Linked DNA regions of Homo sapiens: region 1 is linked to region 2. Evidence: read pairs that join two places in POLR2A ChIA-PET (ENCODE). Cell type or tissue: GM12878. All regions are shown on one strand. Links, peaks and the distances in the headings refer to the core of each region. The heading gives the core; the rest is flanking DNA. Region 1 holds the start of LOC105376342 (a long non-coding RNA gene). Region 2 overlaps ADARB2 (adenosine deaminase RNA specific B2 (inactive)).

Region 1 (9,388 bases), core at 366-8,365, 60 kb before region 2:
CGCGCGGAGCTTCGTGATGGCCGTGAGCGTGGACGGCAGGACGTTCGAGGGCTCGGGGCGCAGCAAGAAGCTGGCCCGGGGTCAGGCCGCGCAGGCCGCACTGCAGGAGCTGTTCGACATCCAGATGCCCGGCCACGCGCCCGGCAGGGCCAGGAGGACGCCAATGCCGCAGGTGAGGGGCGCGGCGGGTGCAGGGGGAACGGGCGGCGCTGGGGGCGCGGGGGAGACCCCGACCTTTCCCTGTTGGGAGTGGCGTCCAGGCTTCTCGGAGAAGGAGAGGCCGCGTGGAGCGGGAGGGGAAAGAATGTCTCCCGGCCTGGTGAGGTGATTGATGGGAGAACAGGTGCTGCCGGCGGTTTTGAGGGTGACAATGCGGCTGCCCGGGAGGAGACAGCGAGGCCGGGTGGGGAGCGGCCAGGGCGCCTCTGTCTGCAGGGGGAGGGACGGGTCCCCCGTGCCAGGTTTCGTCCGTGACTGGGTCTCCACGCGTAGGGTCGGATGGTCGTGCCGGGTAAAATTGGGGTCAAGTTTTCCACCAGGGAGGCGCCCTGTGCCTGGGAGCAGCCGGAGAGGCCGCCAGCCCGGCAGGATCCAGACGGGGTCCCTGGTCCAAGGGAGAATCGCGCTGGGAGGCCGAGGAGGCCGGAGCGAGAGTGGGGAGCTGGGCCTCACTCTGCCCGGCAGGACCCCTCCGGTTCCTTCCTGCGCAGCTGTGGGTCCGCCTTCTAACCTGCGATTACCTTCACTCACTCCAGACATGTTCTCAACTGTCTGGGCGTTACCGGTTGGAGGTGTCCAGGTTCTTGGCGCCTTGAGCAAAGAACTGGACAAAACCCACACAGCAAGGAAAGAACGAAGCAACAAAAGCAGATATTTCTGGGAAATGAAAGCACACTCCACGGGGTGGGAGCACCTGAGCACAGGGGCCCAAGAGCCCGTTACTGAAGTTTCTGGGGTTTAAATACCCTCTAGAGATTTCCATTGGTTACTCGGCGTAGGCCCTGTGTAAATGGAGAGGACATTTCCTGTCATCGCTGAAGTATTTCCATTTGATTCAGCTCTAGGAAGTCAGTGTGCACCGGCCTTATGTTCCTGCCTCCAGACCCTATTTTCCTGCCTCCTATCTGTCAGAAACTATTCTGATACCATTTTAAAACAATCTTATCCTGCCAAGTCTTGCAATGGCTGATTTATGCAAATTATCTTTTCTCTTATCATGTTCAGAATTATCTGTGGGCATCACTAATGTAGCAGATACAGAAAATTATCTTTATTCATTTTGGCATCAATCAAGGAAAGAAACATTTCACATAGTTAAAAAGCACTTAGCCCAGTGCGGGACTCGTCGTAAGTATGCAATAATTGTAAGTTATGGCTGTGATCGCTACCATTGTTACATCACAACACCTAGGACAGAATCTGTTATTTTGCCTGGGGAGATGATAAATCTCTTCACGAATGTAGGGTCCCACTCGAACCTCAGACACTGCTCAGGGAGACTGCAGGGTGACACAGACCACATGCGTCATGGCAGAGCCCTCATCTTGAATTGTGACTGGGTTCAAGTGCTCACTATTCACTTGTCAACCAATGCTTGTTGAACTCTTGGCCGGCGTGGGGTAGGGCACACCCCTGCCTTCTGCCTCTCGGGAAGCCATTCATTCATTTTCAAGTACTTGTGGAACATCCGGTGGTCATTTTAAGGAGTGGGTTAGAGGCATTTAGACCACAATCTCCATCAGTCTTGCCGTCCAAACTCGCCCTCAAATAAAAACACAATGTAAGTAAAAACAAGGTGGCAGACAGCAAGGATGGCTTCCACATAAGTCCCTGGGCACTTCCTCACAAGGGCGCTGGGGCCTGGCTTGGTCTTTTCTTACACCTCCTTCTTATTTACTCCCTTCTCTCTTCCTTTTTCACCCTGTTTCTACACTCTCTGTAGCTTAAACTTGCCAGTGACCGTCCTGGAAGCCACTTCACCCCTGCAGCCTGGGGGAGGGGGGATGGGGGGGTGGGGAGACTGGGAGAGAGCCCTCCTAATGCTGCCCGTGACCTTAGGTGCAACCTTGGCAGGCTCGGGTCTCCTGCCACCTCCTCTGAGAAGCCCCACCACCCATGGTCTGGGGCGTGTCCCCCGTCGCTGGGATACCTTGCTCACCCAGCTGAGCCTGCCACTCTTCTGTTGAATCTGTTAAGCAGGAAACATCCCTCCACCCTCCCCAGCCCCCCTCCTGCGTCCCACTCATGTGAAATGTGAAGAATGTCAGTGAATTCTGGCTGCAGTGCCTTTTTCTTTCATGTTGTCAGCCCTGAGCTCTCACGATGGAGAAACCAGGCAGCACTACTACTTTGTAAAAGTCATTTGACCCCAGAATGCAGCACATCAGTTAGAGCCATGGCCGCTAAATTATTTTTCTCTGACAGTCCCTAACCACCCCGACTGGATGACGAAGGGCGCAGAGCAGCGCGAGGGTTTCGGGCCATTCATCTCTGCTCTGCACGCGGCGTCCAAGGGGCCCATTTTACCCTCCCTCGTACCGCTCCCCATGCACACCCACAGCTGGGCGGGGGCTGGGAGGACACTGGGACTCAGGGCCAGGAACCTTCAGCAGTTTATTAAATTCAAATCCTATTATGGATGTGATTCAGGGGGAAAAAATGAAAAGACTTCAGAAATTGCTGTAAATGTGGCTTTTCCTCCTTGCCCTGCCCCAACCTTCCCCAAAACCCTGTCTCTACTTCATGGACCCCCGTCTACACAGCTTGCTTCCTGTCCACGCAGACCCCTGGTCCCACTGCATGGTGGCTCTGGAGCTGAAATTCCTAAAAGCCTGAGTCCCTGGCCCTTGTCTGACGGCCCTGTTAGCACCTGTGTCTGGAGGACAAGCCATGCGTTTTCCTGGGCTGTGTCCCACGCTCGGAAAAGGGCAGGCCCACCTCTGGGGCTGGGGGGAAAGGCCGCCCTCCCGGAGTCCGTCCAGGGAGCCTGGAAGCAGCGCCTCCTGCTGGGACGATGCAGTCTCTGCACTTGGGTGCCGGCCCGGTGCTTGAGGTTCTCTGCCCACAGTCCCAGGCTCACCCCACGCAGGGCTGGCTTCCACGTGCAGGACCACAAAACCACGTCTGGATCCATGGTGTTTCGGTAGAAGCCAGCAAAGATGCTGCACGTCTGCTCAGTGCTCTCCGCCAAAGGCTTGCTCCTATGAAGGAAGCTTCAGAACCATCCCGGAGGGAAGTCTTCTCATTAAGTAACAGTCAATGAAAAAAGTTTCCAATGTGATGGTGCATAGAATCATCTGAGTGGCGTGTTTAGACACCGCTGAGGAGCCTACTGCAAGAACCCAGTAGGTTCTCAAGGGAGGTCAGCGGTCTGCACTTCCAGCTCGTCGGGTGGTCAGAGACCCACACTGTTGAGAGCCACTGCGGCTGGAGCTTGTCATGGTGCTGCTCACAGCCTCAGCCTGGAATGGCAGGGCCGCGGCGGGAAGAGTCTCTGTCCTGCCGGGACAGCTCGCAGGAAGCAGGGCCTCCCAAAGGCCCTCGGAGACCTGCAATAGTGTGTCTGTAAGGGTGAGCGTTGTGGTGGAGGTTGGGATTCACAATATCAGCTTCCTTATAAACACGTGAAGCCACCCTCCAGTGGTAAAGATGACGTACGATAGACTTGTGTGTCATCCGAATTTTGAAAGAGGAAGTTCAGAAGCATGATATTTTCATAAAGATTAAAATCACAGGTGTGGCTTCTTCGTATCTGATTTTCACTATTTCCTGCACCCGGGGGTGTTTCTCAGGATCAGACTCATCTAACCCATCAGCTTCATGGGATCCGAGTCAGCCAGAGTGACAAAGGCAGGCATTTATCAGATTCCTTAGAACTCACACCAGACCTAAACATGTAGGGTTTACAGTACTGGCAGAGGGTTTGCAGGCCAGTCTCCTCTCCATGAGTATCAGCTGATAGGGGCAGTGCCTGCTCAGGTGCACCTGCCTGGCTCATTGCAAACCCCTCATGCTCTCCTCATCTGCAGTCCACTCAAGACTCCTCTAGGTTAACTGGGTACTCAGAAGTAAGAACAAGACTGTGTCAGGATATAAATATGTGCTACCTGGAGGCATCATCATAAAAAATGATAAAATCACAAAACCTACATCTCTCTTCAGTTTGCTCCCCACCCCTAGCATCAAAAGAATTCCTAAGCAAAAACGCAACCATAAAGGAATGCTTTTCAGCATTTTCTTTCTGTGAAAACTATTTAGAAAGGAGAATAAAGTAAACTATAATGCCAGTAAAAATAAATAAATCAGTAAAAGTCACCTGTGTGCTCAGTAACTCTGAAAAGGAAGTTTATTGACTTGTTTGTGAGTTTATCTTTCACCCTCAAGTACCCCCTTTATTTCTTTGTTTTTTAAATTTTCATGTCAGGCAAAGACACCCTGTTGTCCACACACCCTCACCCCGCACTCTCCCACACTCAGTCCAAACTCCAAAGTAGTGCCTTCAGAAACAGTTCCTTGAATGACTTTCTACAAATGTTAAAAGAATCTTTGTTTTGCTGAAAAAAAAAAACTTTCCATTTGCCACACAGCCTTGTAAGAATTATTCCCTGCCAGTGAGAAGTTCTTTATATTTGCGTAAAGACTTGGAGAGACTGGGAGCGGTGGCACCTGGGGCATCCCTGGGCAGCGGAAAAGGCACTAGAACCAGGTGTTTGAACTGGGAACTGTGGGTTTGGGTCTGGGAATGCAGGTATTCAAGACATAAAAAGTGTCTGTGAAGTCCCTGGGAGAAGCTGCCTAGAGTTTGGGCCTTTTCCTCCTGGGATGGACCTGGCTCCGCATTCTCACCAAGCAATCCTCAAGGGCTGAGGGCACAGCAGGTTTCTCTCCTATCCGACATCATAATGGCTTTGCATCCCCAGCTGTTCCCACCAGAGACACCATAGTGAGAGGAAAGCCTGAGGGGTTCATCCTCTGTCCCCACACCAAGAAATACGCAGCTGAATCCTTGCAGAAAAATCATGACCAATTATTGGGATTGCTTCAATCAGTTGAGGCAGCAAGTCAAGATGAAGCCACTTCTTTGATGCCCAGAGCTAAGTCCAGGGTGATTTTTTTCTCCTTCTCTCTCTGTCTGTCTCTCTCTCTGTTACTTCCTCTCTCACACACACTATTTGTGCAGGATGCACATGCACATATGTGTGTATATAGATCTACACCAGAGAGAAAGACTTACAGTCAGCAGAGCTTTGTGCAAACGTAGGAAAAACCTGCTTGTCCTGTGTGAGCGTTTCAGAGACCTACCAAAAGGTCTTTAATTCAGCAAGTTGCTAACATGTCTGTGGCTCAGTTTTCTCCTCTGCACAGAGTTTTTCTGGGGCTCGTGTGTCTACAACAATAGAGTACGCGCTCCATGCTTGTTGGCTGTTATTTGTATTAGCATCATTGTTTTTATGGTGCAATTACAGGTTCAATTATTTAAGATACTTATGCCCACACCAAAGTATATTAAAAGCAAATAAAAGGCCTGATGGCTCATGTCGCTCCCATCCTGGGTGAAGGTGTTTTCTAGATTAAGGGAAGACATTTGCTTGGGGTCTGCAGGCTCCTTGCAAGGGGTTACCAGATAAAATACAGTGACAAGCTTACATTTAAAAATTGTAATTATTTATCTGAAATTCAAATTTAACCAGATGTCTTATATTTTATTTGCTAAAAAAACCATGCATCCCTCCTTGCAACTGAAAAGTGAGAAAGGAGGTGAGATTGTGGTGCCAGGGACAGGAGGGTCCCGTGGGAAGAGGGAGACTCCAGCAGCCACCTGTCTGCCACTGTGCCCACCAACCTCCCTCATTTTTCTCAGAGCACTCAGAGAGGTCACGGATATGCCAGTGTCCTAGGGTGGGGACACTAACGATTTTTGGGTCTTTTCCTGTCTCCCTCACTCAAATATTGAAGTCCCCTCTGGCTAGAAACCAGCCATTCAGTCTCACTCACTTTGTGAATAAATCGAATGGAGGAGGGATAATCACAAGTGGGCCAGGAGCCAAGCATCTTTGCAGTGTCCTGAGTTCGGTTTCACGTCTCTGCCCTTTTGCTGACAGGAACTCTTTTAACCCCCTGTGCAGACAGTCACTGTTGATTTCACTTACGTGTAAAATTACAAAGGGCTTGCTGTGAGTGGGGGCCCTAGAAGAACCCTCCTGACCATAAAGCCCAGGAATCCGGGGTTAAAACGAACGTCATTTCTGTCGTGGCAAAGGTCTCAGTGTGTAACTCAGGGAGAAGACTGAAGAGAGACCAGTTAGGTAGGAATCAGCCCTTCCTTCCTAATGGTTTTCAATAATTCCATAACTTACTTAAGGAGAAAAATCAGGATTTCACAATTGGCTTGTTTGAAGTTAGTTCTCGTGTCTTAGAAGTGGTGATGAGTGTGTTGTTGTTGCTTTGCTTGAGAAGGCTGGAGGGAGGTGAGATTGAAGAACAGTGTGTGCCATTTTTCATCATGATGGCTTCCAAAGAATGGGCTTTAAGATGGTGTCACTCCTACATGCAGCTTTTCCTCCAGACTTGGGCCAGCCCTAAGGCTTCCCTGGAAGGCCAGCATGAAAGCCCCAACTCCCCTCCATCATCCCCAGGTCAGCTAAGTGCCCTGGGAGGCTTCAGTCACTGGGGACAAGCAGAGCCTCGTTGAAGCTGAGGTTCTGGGTCCTGGTAATGGATCGTTGGGGCTGTGTGAAGTTCTGTTGTTTTCCACCAGCTCACCCCAGGCGGTTCTGTTCTCTGTGAAGCCCTCCAGGGGGTGGGTCCCCAGGACGCCCTTCCACCCCAGCTGGCTGCCTGTGTCTCTGGGACCATTCTTCCCATGCGCCTGTGGCCACATCACCTGCTTTGAAGCAGGAATGATCCCAGCAGCTTGCTTTCTTTCAGCACCTCACCTTCTGGGTTTTGTGGCCACACACACCATCCTGTGGTCCATGCAGGAAGGCAAGGTGCTCTTTTAGGGAAGGAAAAACAGTCCTGCAGATCCAGCCATCCCCAAACCTTCTGGCTTTCTTCGTGTCCTGGGTCTGTGAAAGAGGTGCTGACGGCCAGAAAAAGAGCGAGAGGTCACTCATTGTCATTACACATGGAAAAAAAAACTTTCAGAAAATCCTTCCTTAATGAGGCACTAGAGGCTTTGTAGATGCTTAACAATACATTTATGCATTTATACAATGTAAATACAATGTATGATATACATTTATACACTATACATGTATACAATGTATATACAATGTATGCTATATATTTCTATAACATATGTATAAAATGTATATACAATTGTGATATGTTTACACAACATATATACAATGTACAGCATACATTATGCAATGTACATGCAATCACAATGTATGTTTATACAATGTATGCAATGTACGATATACATTTATATAATAGCTTCTGCCACCCTACTTCCTACTAAAACATGTTAGGTGAAATTGTAATATGTAACTGATAAGTATTTAAGCCTATAGGTTCCCAATACCATGTTTGGAATTTTCAAATATGGTTAATATGACTGTCCATTAGTTAAGCAGGGCCTGTGAGCCAAGCTTCACCACTTGTCTCTATTCCACAGCCATGATTACTGATGATAACAACAGTGCCATTAGCAGCTAATATTTCCCAGGCACTTAATCTGGGTCACACATTATTCTACGTGCTTTACATGCACAGTAACGCTCATTTAAAATTTTTGAGGTCTGTTTTACAGAGAAGGACGTTGAGTTTCCGGAGACCTGAGTCCCACGTCCAAAGTCTAGTCACTGAGGGGTGGAGCAGGGAGGACAGTTACAGACAGCAGAGCTCAGCTTCTGTGGGGCTGGGGCTCATCCTCAAGACTCCAGCCTGCTCCATCCTCCCAGCCCCCAAGGGCTTTAGGCTGATGGAGGACACAGAACACTGTTCATTAAAATAGAGGTCTATGATTTAGCACAGCAAGAGTGACAAGAGTGTTTGTTATTAGTTCCAAACAGGGAGAAACCACGGTGGGCTGACTGGCAGGGAAGAGTTGATTGAAAGACTGCAGAGCCCGACTGTGTGGGAGGAGGTGGGCAGCCAGGGGAGGGACACATACCTGGGCATCATGTCCTGGTGGTTGGAGACTCCTGAACACATGGGAGCCTCGTGGGAGCCCTCAGGGAGGTGCAAGCTGGAGAGGATCGGGTCACCTGCCTGCAGGGGCTCCACTGCCCTCCTGGGCTGGTGCCGCCTTGGGTACCTCCATGGAGCTCAGAGGCTAGAGGGTCTTGCTCCCCATGGGAAGGTGGCTCTGTAAGCAGAGAGCCTACAGCCTCCCTGGGGTAGACAATGGCTCCATTAGGATGGCTGAGCCCCCTTCCTTTGGGACTCATCATTACACCAAAAAGGACAGGGTCAGCTAAAGGAGATGGCAACTGGGAAAAGCCAACGTTTAAATGAACCAGAGAAAGGAAAGAGGTGCATCCGAGAGAGGAGAGGGGATGTGGGAGAGCACATGGGGTGCCACCTTCCCCATCCCAAGGATGCCCAGGAGGGCCCTGCTCCCCGATCCCTCTCCCCTGAGCCCCCTCTCCTTCGCCCATTGTCACATCCCCTGAGGCTCCTCTTTTCATGCACGTACCTGTGAAGGGACACCAAACAGGCTTTGTGTGAGCAACAAGGCCGTTTATTTCACCTGGGTGCAGGTGGGCTGAGTCCAAAAAGAGAATCAGCGAAGGGAGATGGGGGTGGGGCCGTTTTATAGGATTTGGGTAGGTAAAGGAAAAAGGGGGGCTGTTCTCTGGTGGGCAGGGGTGGGGGTCACAAGGTGCTCAGCAGGGGAGCTTTTGAGCCAGGATGAGCCAGGAGAAGGAATTTCACAAAGTAATGTCATCAGTTAAGGCAGAAACCGGCCAGATGGATGTGTACCTGCAGGTCACAGCGAATATGATGGCTTAGCTTGGGCTCAGAGGCCTGACATTCCTGTCTTCTTATATTAATAAGAAAAATAGAACGAAATAGTGGTAAAGTATTGGGGCGGCGAAAATTTTTGGGGGTGGTATGGAGAGATAATGGGCGATGTTTCTCAGGGCTGCTTCAAGCAGGATTAGGGGTGGCGTGGAAACCTAGAGTGGGAGAGATTAAGCTGAAGGATGATTTTGTGGTAAGGGGTGATATTGTGGAATAGTCCTGTAGAATTATTGGTGATGGCCTGGATACGGTTTTGTTCGAGTGTCTACGAGCAACCTCTGTTATTTACGGGGCTGTGTATAAGTAAACAAGAAGAGGGCATGGGAGGAGAGTCTGATGAGCAAGGGGAAGGTAGCCAAGGATGGAGTGAAATACAGGGTGTCTTCCTAGCAATAACTACTGGTTTTTAAGTGTGCCA
Region 2 (9,388 bases), core at 416-8,415:
GAGGAGAGGCGCTCTGATTTTTAGAGTTTCCAGTTTTTCTGTTCTGTTTTTTCCCCATCTTTGTGGTTTTATCTACTTTTGGTCTTTGATGATGGTGATGTACAGATGGGTTTTTGGTGTGGATGTCCTTTCTGTTTGTTAGTTTTCCTTCTAACAGACAGGACCCTCAGCTGCAGGTCTGTTGGAGTACCCTGTAGTGTGAGGTGTCAGTGTGCCCCTGCTGGAGGGTGCCTCCCAGTTAGGCTGCTCAGGGGTCAGGGGTCAGGGACCCACTTGAGGAGGCAGTCTGCCCGTTCTCAGATCTCCAGCTGCATACTGGGAGAACCCCTGCTCTCTTCAAAGCTGTCAGACAGGGACATTTAAGTCTGCAGAGGTTACTGCTGTCTTTTTGTTTGTCTGTGCCCTGCCCCCAGAGGTGGAGCCTACAGAGGCACGCAGGCCTCCTTGAGCTGTGGTGGGCTCCACCCAGTTCGAGCTTCCCGGCTGCTTTGTTTACCTAAGCAAGCCTGGCCAATGGTGGGCGCCCCTCCCCCAGGCTCGCTGCCGCCTTGCAGTTTGATCTCAGACTGCTGTGCTAGCAATCAGCGAGACTCCGTGGGGTAGGACCCTCCGAGCCAGGTGTGGGATATAATCTCGTGGTGCGCCGTTTTTTAAGCCCGTCGGAAAAGCGCAGTATTCAGGTGGGAGTGACCGGATTTTCCAGGTGCCGTCCGTCACCCCTTTCTTTGATTAGGAAAGGGAACTCCCTGACCCCTTGCGCTTCCCAAGTGAGGCAATGCCTCGCCCTGCTTCGGCTCGCGCACGGTGTGCGCACCCACTGACCTGCACCCACTGTCTGGCACTCCCTAGTGAGATGAACCTGGTACCTCAGATGGAAATGCAGAAATCACCCGTCTTCTGCGTCGCTCAGGCTGGGAGCTGTAGACTGGAGCTGTTCCTATTCGGCCATCTTGGCTCCTCCCTAGATGGGAGATACATTTTATACATTTGTCAAACCCATGCAGTGCACAACACCAGAGTGAGCCCTCCTGTGAACCGTGGGCTCCAGGTGGTAGTGATGTGTCACTGTAAGGTCACCAATTGTGGGGACTTTGATAATAGAGGAGCAGGTGCATGTGTGGAGGCAGCAGGTACAGGGAACATCTCTGTAGCTTCTGCCCAGTTTTGCTTTGAACTTAAAACTGCTTTAAAATATAGTCTATTTGTTAAAAATTAGCTACTTGGCAGGATTATACCAGAGGTGTTAGCACAAAATTCAATGACAGGAAATAAACCACAAGAAATCCATAATGATTTCTCAGGGATGCCTGGTCTTTACTCTAAATCCTAAGCAGTCACCCTAGTATTTAATCAGCCAAATTAATGAACCCTGAAGAGGGAGGGAAGGAGGGAGGAATGGAGGGACAGAGAGAGAGAGAGAAGAGAGAAGCATCAAGAAAAGAAAGTTTTCTGTTTAAGGTTGATTTTCTTAACGGTTTTATATTGGGCATTGATTGATATTCAATATTTTGATGGGTTTCATTTTCAATAATGTATGTAAGCACTTCCATTTATAATCTATTTAGGTTCTAAAATTCACCTGTTCAAGCCTATCCCCATATCAAAGGCTGCTATCCCCCTCTGTTGGTGGTAACCAGAGTTGATGACTTTTGCTTGGCCACTTAATTTTTCTCATCTCTATGAACATTCAGCAGTTAAGTCACTTCTGTATTTTATTTTTAACGGAATTAAGTAAACATTTTATCTTGTTATCTTTAAAATTAGCACGCACAGAGTCCATAACCGTGTGGACCTGTTAAATCCCTGTGCCACGATTTTATCATCAGTACCATAACTGAAGAGACAAGAAAGCGTTCCGTAATTCCTCAGTATTTTACCAAGAGGAGTGAGCTTTCTGACCAGTGCTTATGTGCCCTGTATTTGGTCAATTCCTCTCAGAACCAGTGGTTTTTAAGTGGGAGATGACACCACGGTCCGGCAATAGAGTGGACACCAGGGCCAATTCAGCTCCTTGATCACTGATCCCAGAAGCATGTCACAACCCTGACAATCACAGCAGCATCTTACATTGCATATTGCTTTATCTTCTAAGCACCTTGGCCTACATGTCCTCTCTTTTGGCATAGTGACCACATCAAGGTGAAAGAACAAGTGGGGTTGTAATATCTCATGGATGAGAAAAACAAGCCTCCAAGAGCAGGGTAAATGATTGCCCACAGCCAGACAGTGCATGGCAGCAGATTCACATCTGTATGTTTTGATTTTAAATCCAAATCCCTTTTCAGTGAATATTTACTGAGCATCTATGAAGCCCACGAGGAATTTTAAAATGAGGAAGATACAATTGCTATGCTCAGGGAGGCAGCTAAAGAAGCATTTTGAACAGGTCTTCAGTAAATATTCATTGAACGAATGAACAAATTATACCGTGTCATGAGTAACATAGGAAAGATATTTTTAAGTGTTATAGGAGCACACATGGGGGGAATTGATTAGTGGAGGAGGAGGTGTCTGTGTGAGCCCAGCAATGTCAGGAGGAGAGGCGTGGGGGTGCCCCAAGGAGAGGTGGTGTGGGGGGCGTGGAGCTGGCATCAGCCTGGCTGTGTGGTGTGGTGTGAGAGGCTGGGAGCAGCCGTCACTGTAGGAACAGGAGGGGATGTGGAAGAACCATCCCTGCTGCGAGGGCAGCCTTCAATGGGCATCCATCTGTAGATGCCATTATACCTGCATGTGAGAAAACTTAAGCCACCAGCAAGGCTAAAAGGGTTTGGAAGGAAGACAGATGAGAAGCAGAGAGACTACTTAAGAGGCAACTATGATAGTTTTTATTTTTAAAAATCCCAAAAGCACCAAAACAGGGAAGGATCTTTAAACAGCTGGAGGGCAGAGTGGGAAAATCTCATCCCTGCGAGATGAGACAAGTGTGGTGGGTACGGCCAGGATGGTGGGGAACCAAGGAAAAGGACCTCTGCCTCCAGGGTCCTCCACCGGGCCCCCCTGGTGAGGTAGGTAACTCCAGCATGTGGTTGATGGCCAGGCGTGAAGTGGCCGTTAGGACAATGAGCCACATTCAAGTAGCAACTGCACTTTATTCACTTGGAGACACAGAGCAGGGAAGAGGCCAGGGTGTCCGCATGGCCTCCGGAAGCACAGGGGACCAGACTGTGGGACCCTCTCTTTGCCCAGGAGCCCAAACCAAAGGCTGCTGCTGCATCGTAACCCAGGAGGTCAGGAAGCAGAAGGAGGCGAAGCCCAGGGGCAGAAGAGTCCCTAGTCTGATGGATGAAATGTCCTTAGCTCCACGTCCTACAGAAAGCTGCTGCACCAAGCCGTGCACCAGTGTGGGATGGGAGGGCAGCTTCCCCATGAGGTCTGCAGGACACAGCCTCATCCTCCTGTGGTCAGGGCTGAGAATCTCACACAGGCGATCAGCCAGGGCAGAGTTCTCATTTGCATACCGTCCAAACTAGTGGATGACATACGGGGCTGCACACTTAAAATCACCAAAGGAGTCACTGCTTGCGACTTAAAGTGACTCTAGAATTTTCTAATGCCTGGAGTCTGCTAGATCTTCACCAGGGGCAGGGGAAGGACACCCCTGCTGACATGTGAGGGGCAGTCCAGGCTGGGGCTGTGGCCACGTCCACGTCCCCCAGTGAGGCAGGTGCCCCTCACACTCTACGCACACTGGTTCTGCACTTCCTGGCTTTTGCAGGCAGGCTCCTGATGCCTTCCGGGCTCTGCTTGTGGGTTTCCCCATCTGGGGCCCCTTCGTGACTCCCCAGATTAGCTGGGGTCCCTGTGATCTGGTCTCCTAGTCACTTACGCTTTCCTTCTTAACACACAAGACATTTAAGAGCATGTGTCTTCCAGCTGGCTTCACTATCATCATAAGGGAGAATCATTATCCAACATCAAATAAAAATGGCATTGTGGCTGGGCACTGTGGCTCACACCTGTCATCCCAGCAGTTTGGGAGGCCAAGGCAGGTGGATCACTTGAGCCCAGAAGTTCAAGACCAACCTGGGCACCATAGTGAAACCCCATCTCTACAAAAAATAAAAATAAAAACTTAACCGGGCATGGTGATGCACGTCAGTGGTCCTAGCTTCTCGGGAGGCTAAAGTGAGAGGATCACTTGAGCCCCAGAGGTGGAGGCTGCAGTGAGCCAAGAGTGTGCCACTGCACTCCAGCCTGGGCAAATCTAAAAAAAAAAAAAAAAAAAAAAAAAAAAAAAAAAAAAAAAAAAAAAAAAAAATTCCCGTCGCACATGGGATAGTCGGCAGCATTGCACTGCACTCTGCAGTGGGGCACGTGCCCTTGAGGGGAGCTCCTGCTTGAGCCCAGTATGTGTCTTCTCCATCCACGTGTGTCCTGTTTCTTCCAAAAAAGAGGCCCTTCCTTGCCTCAGTTTGGCTACTGCCTGTCTCTATGAAGTCTTCTCTGGGCTCCCTCAAGGTGAATTTTGTGCATACCATCCTGCCTAGGTTTTAAGCGCAATAGCATCTCAAATATAGGCTGTAAATTAGGTGAAGGGAAAACCTCACTTTCAATAGACAACATCTGCTCAGCCCTGGGATGTGCCCCCGGGATCACCCAGAGCAGACTCCATGGAAACCCTTAAGTCCAGCCACTCCAAAAAACCTTCCTTGGCAAAAAAACATAAAAACATAGCCGGCTGTTTTCCCCAAGCTGTGTTTACAAAGCCATTGTGAGAAACTTCATTTTGTCTTTATAAACTTGTGTTATTTTTTTCAATAGCATCTACTCCCTACATTTTAGTCTCCCGGAATGACAGATCTCTGTCCGTTTCGTTTGCTGCCTGGCATGTGGGAGGCACAATGGAGACAATGTGTGTGTTTCTGAAATGAATAAATGACAGAATGGTCCATTTTTTGCTATCTCAAATAGGAGGGAGGGAAGTGGAAAGCAAGGCTGTGTTTGTGAGAGCTCCTCAGCCGCTACAGCAAGTGAGCACACCCAGGTGGCTGAAATGACAGAAGTTTATTCTCTCAAAGCTCTGGAACCAGAGCTGACCTCCAGGTGTGGGCAGGGCTGGTTCCTTCTGATTCTAAGGGGCATCTGTCCCACCCTCTCTCCTGGCCTCCAGCCATGGCTGGGGATCCTCTGCCCCGGGCTGCGGCTGCATCCCTCCAGCCCCTGCCTCCATGGCTGCTGCTGTCCTGGCTGTGCCCGCGTCTCTAGACTGGGGGAGTTTCAGGGCTTACCGAGGAAAAAGGTGTGCCCCCCGGTGGCAGGAGCGCACACAGGCTGTATGAGGCTGGCGCTTGGACAGATTTGCATGCAGGGGCATCTGTCATGGCCTAAGACTGTTCCAAGAGGAGAGGAGGGCAAGGGAGCTGCTGGGAAGAGGGGTTCAGAGGGGGCTCCTTGTCCAGGCGATGCCACGCAGCCACCCTCGGGGGTCTCTGGGTCAGAGGGCTCTTCGGGGTCTGAACGGCCAGTGGTCTTATAACCACAAGGCCCCACCTTATCAGTGGGGAACAGCTCTATGGTAAGGTTTCACAGGGAATGCCAAGCAGGTACCATTTCAACGGCTAAAAATCTGCTTGTTTGGGCTATTTTTAAAATAACTGGATGTGTAAAAACTTGAGTTTGGCTCTGGCAAGCTTTGAGCTAATGGGGCTCAGTTGCAGTGAAGAAACATAACACCTGCGGGTCCATAACCACGGCTGACGGGGGCTACGCCTCCCTCCATACCCAAGGCCGACGGGGGCTACACCTCCCTTCCTCCCTGCGATAAAGACACCAGTCCCTGGATTTAGGGCTTCCTCTAAGGCCAGGATAATTTCGTTTCTAAATCCTTTACTAATCACATCTGCAAACACCCTATTTCCAAATAACATTATGCTCTGAGGTTCTGGGTAGACCTAAATTTGGAGGATACTATTGAATCCAGGATACTTATTTTTGTTTGTGTTTAGATAGGTATTTTGTATAGGAGGAAAAGAAAAGGAAAACACGAAAGATTACACAAATAAAATACTGGAGAGATGGGAGTTAGAAAAGACAGACTGTTACTGCCCTGAAGGCAGCGGGCAGGACAGCACCGAGCATCTTAGCAAGGAGCCAGGCTGGGAGCAGAGAAGGAGTGTATTTTTTCTGGCAGTAAGGAAGGAGAAAGGGATGAGTGAAAAAGGAATTTTGCAGTAGAAATGAGGGTGGCTAAAAACTACTCTCCCATTTTCCAATTATGTTGTTGAGCTTAGAACACAGACAGCAGGGCCTCCTCCTTTCCACACTTGATTGTGTCCCAGGAGTTTTGGGGTCATTACATATGTTGTGGATAGAAAGATGCTAAATGCAGAGAGTCCCAGGCAAAGCTGCAGACAACCATCCTGACCCCTTCCCCCTGCCCTCCCCCAACGTTTGTGATGGAGCACTTGGCCTTCTGTACTCCACAGCACCACAGGAAGACTCCCATGCACCAGGCCTGTCCCTCAATTCTCTGCCGCCAGTTAGGTGTCTCAATGTGGCAGTTGTCTGGAAAAGCATAGAATACGTTATGGAATCATCAGTAGCCAATAACCATTTCAGTCCTGTCCTCCGATAATGGGGTTAAGCAGCATCTCTACTGTGAGAGACCAGCAGTGGGGAATGAAAGCTTTAGTACAGACTTCCTGGAGCCTTCACATTTTTCTACAGTCTGCACACACTAAGCTGTTGAGATGGGTTAGATTACAGGTCAGTAAATATTCGCCTTCTCTCCCTCCTCTGTGGAGGGAACATACTTTCCCCTCCCATTCATGTTTGTCTTACACGTGGATCCTGCTTAGGCCAGTGGGACTGGAGGGTCCCAATAAGCAGAGGTTTGAAGTTCACTTGAGCAGGTGGACTTGGACCCTGGCACATCTGCCAGCACCATGACAGGAAGGGGTCTCCAGAGGGGCTGATCCAAAGGGAGTTGCACATGGAGCGGGCCTGACCCCACAGCACAGCTGGAAGCCAAGCTGCACAGGCCAGTCAATATCACCCCACCCCAGTCCAACCACAGGCTCCTGAGTGAGGAGCAAATGCTTGCTGACTGAGCCGTTGCGCTTGGGGATGGTCATTACACAGCAAGAGCTTACTGCTGCACCACACATAGGCCACCTTTTCCTACTACAGTCTGTGAATCAACAGGGTCTTAAAGAAGCTGTACTTCTCCCATATTCAATGATATTAGAGATTATTTTCTGAAAAATATTTTGAAAGAATAAAATAAAACCATTTATCATTATTCTGTATTTTAAACTTAGGTAATTCTAAAAAGCAAAAATTCTTAATGAGACCCTTCATGCATTCTGCTATTTCTGATCTCTAAATAAGTCAGGATTCTAGAGGCAGATCCAAAATCGTATCAAGAGAGGTCATTGAAGAAACAGAGGCGCACACGTCAGCTCAGAGCCCAGACTCCCACCACCAGAGAGAGCGGCACTCAGGGTCCTCTTGTCCTCCCTGTCCGTTGTACTCTTTCTCCTAAATTGCATCGGACATCTCTGATGTTGTCCCCAACATTTCCTGGTGAAATTGTTATGTTCTATCTGATTATCACCTAAATGACTTAAAGAGGTCAAAAGTGCACAGCAATCCACTTCAACACATGCCTGGGATGTAAATACCTGTAACCCCAGCATATCTTCCTGCACCGAACTCTCACACTCTTCCCAAGATTTTGCAGCACCTTGAAGGTCATTTCTTGGCTTTTAGCTCCTCTGATGTTTCTCTCCCACATCCCATGTCACATTCACACTCCCCAGGCCCCATCAATCAGCCAACCAACAGCGACAAACGTCATATGTCGAGCTCTGCACCAGACATAACGCCATGACCTCAAACAGAAAGGCCTTGTCCTGGCCTTCCTGGAACACCGGCATTTCCACACCTGAAGTGAGAGGAACACACGTAATGAAGATATTCAACATGTTTCACCAGGAAAGGATGTGGGCCGTTCCCGCAGAAGCCAGCTGCTTACCTGCTGCCAGTGACTCCGCACTCCAGCTGCACACAGAAATCTGCTTTGACAAACAGAGACATCCTGGCCCCAGCCCAGGCATCCTATCACAATTGGTCTAGGTCGGGGCCTTGGCAGGGGACAGTTTTTAAATCTCCCCAGGAGAATACAATTTGCAGGCAGGGCTGAGAGCCACCACTCCATGCTGTGGGCACATGGGTTGTCAGAATTGGGTAGCGCTAATTAGGGCTGGCATCAGGGGAGAAGCAATTTTCAACTCAGGGAAGGAGATGGCTTGACTGGAATTCCATCACAGGTGTAATAATGAGCTCAGCAAAGCTTTGACGTTGGGGGCAAGATAACAGAAAGGCAAGGCAGTGTGACCCAGCGGTTACCATCGCTGGATGGGGGAAGCGAGACAGTCATGTCAGAGCCGGAGAAGTCCTAGGGTCGACATCACTGGAACCCTCTGCTTGGTTATCAGTCAAACAACGCGAGGGGCTGCTGCCTTCTTCGAGAATCAGTTTCCCCAGCTGTAAGGTGAAACGCCATCAGGTGAGTCAAGGGCCCATCAGCACACACTCAGAGTGTGCAGCTGTGGCTGACAGAAATGAGGAATTCATCCTCACACTGAAGATGGGTAAGTGAGGAGCCACGTCACCCCGCCAGGTCCCAGGCATCACAAGTCTTCCTGGGCCTCTGTTCTTGCACACACACTGCTCATGTGAGCCTCAGCCATCTGCACATGGCTGGCATCAGAAATGGAATTTCTCCAACAGAACTGCAAGCACACCCCGATGGAGAGATGTGGCCACCACAGAGCTGATTCTATCGGCAGTCACTCATCTTCAATGGTGGAAAAGTTGAATTCTTCCTCATCTCAAATGATCTATTCTCGTACCCACTGCAGCTGATTTTCATCCATCTCCTCCTCACCCTGCAGCCCACCTGATGGAATTCCCATTCATGGGAAGTTCTCTTCTGAGCTTGCTCTAAGTTTTTTCTTTGTTTGCACTTCCAGATGACCAACAGCTCCCCCATGCCCCCGCCCCCCTGCAAGCCACAGATGCTGTCTTTTGTTTTGCATTTCTGCTGCGAGAAAGACATTGCCCTGCCGACACTCCGAGAGGCATCAGTGAGTAAAGTCTGTTTTACAGGCTGCAAAGCCATCTGGACTTTCTGCTGAAAAGGTTGGACATGGTTTTAGGCAAGATTTTTATCACATCTGAGAGGGAAGAAAAGCCTTGAATGCATTACCATCTTCCGAGGTTGGTGTCAGATTTATTTCCCCTTGTCAGTTGCAAAACAAAACAAAAAGAGATGACATAGAAAGGAGTGGGGAATGAAGATACACATCTCCAGAGGAAGCTTTGTCAAAGGTAGTGGAGGATAAACAAAAAATAAATTAGTTTTGGTTTTATCAGAAACTGGACA

The links. ChIA-PET counts read pairs that join two places held together with the same protein. Peaks named below come from ENCODE experiments on the same cell type or tissue, not always from the same donor. Only the 100,000 strongest peaks of a DNase experiment are listed, where the experiment ranks them.
Region 1: POLR2A ChIA-PET joins it to region 2 with 12 read pairs; 2 of 35 experiments call an interaction of 5 or more read pairs at or near these places.

What each region holds. Positions count from the first base shown.
Region 1 is chr10:1,353,812-1,363,199 of GRCh38, reverse strand. It overlaps ADARB2 (adenosine deaminase RNA specific B2 (inactive)), which reads left to right. Exons shown (of 10, transcript NM_018702.4): 3 at 1-172. It overlaps LOC105376342 (a long non-coding RNA gene), which reads right to left and starts at 3,591. Exons shown (of 2, transcript XR_930528.3): 1 at 2,870-3,591; 2 at 1,249-1,762. RefSeq lists an enhancer at 3,676-3,755. In GM12878, for the core only: no CTCF peak of the experiment used is centred there; no DNase peak of the experiment used is centred there; H3K27me3 peaks cover 120 bases.
Region 2 is chr10:1,293,591-1,302,978 of GRCh38, reverse strand. All of the region lies in intron 3 of ADARB2 (adenosine deaminase RNA specific B2 (inactive)), which reads left to right. Among named protein-coding and RNA genes, the nearest start is that of LINC00200, 140 kb to the right of the region's middle. RefSeq lists an enhancer at 8,486-9,388. In GM12878, for the core only: a CTCF peak has its summit at 1,615; no DNase peak of the experiment used is centred there.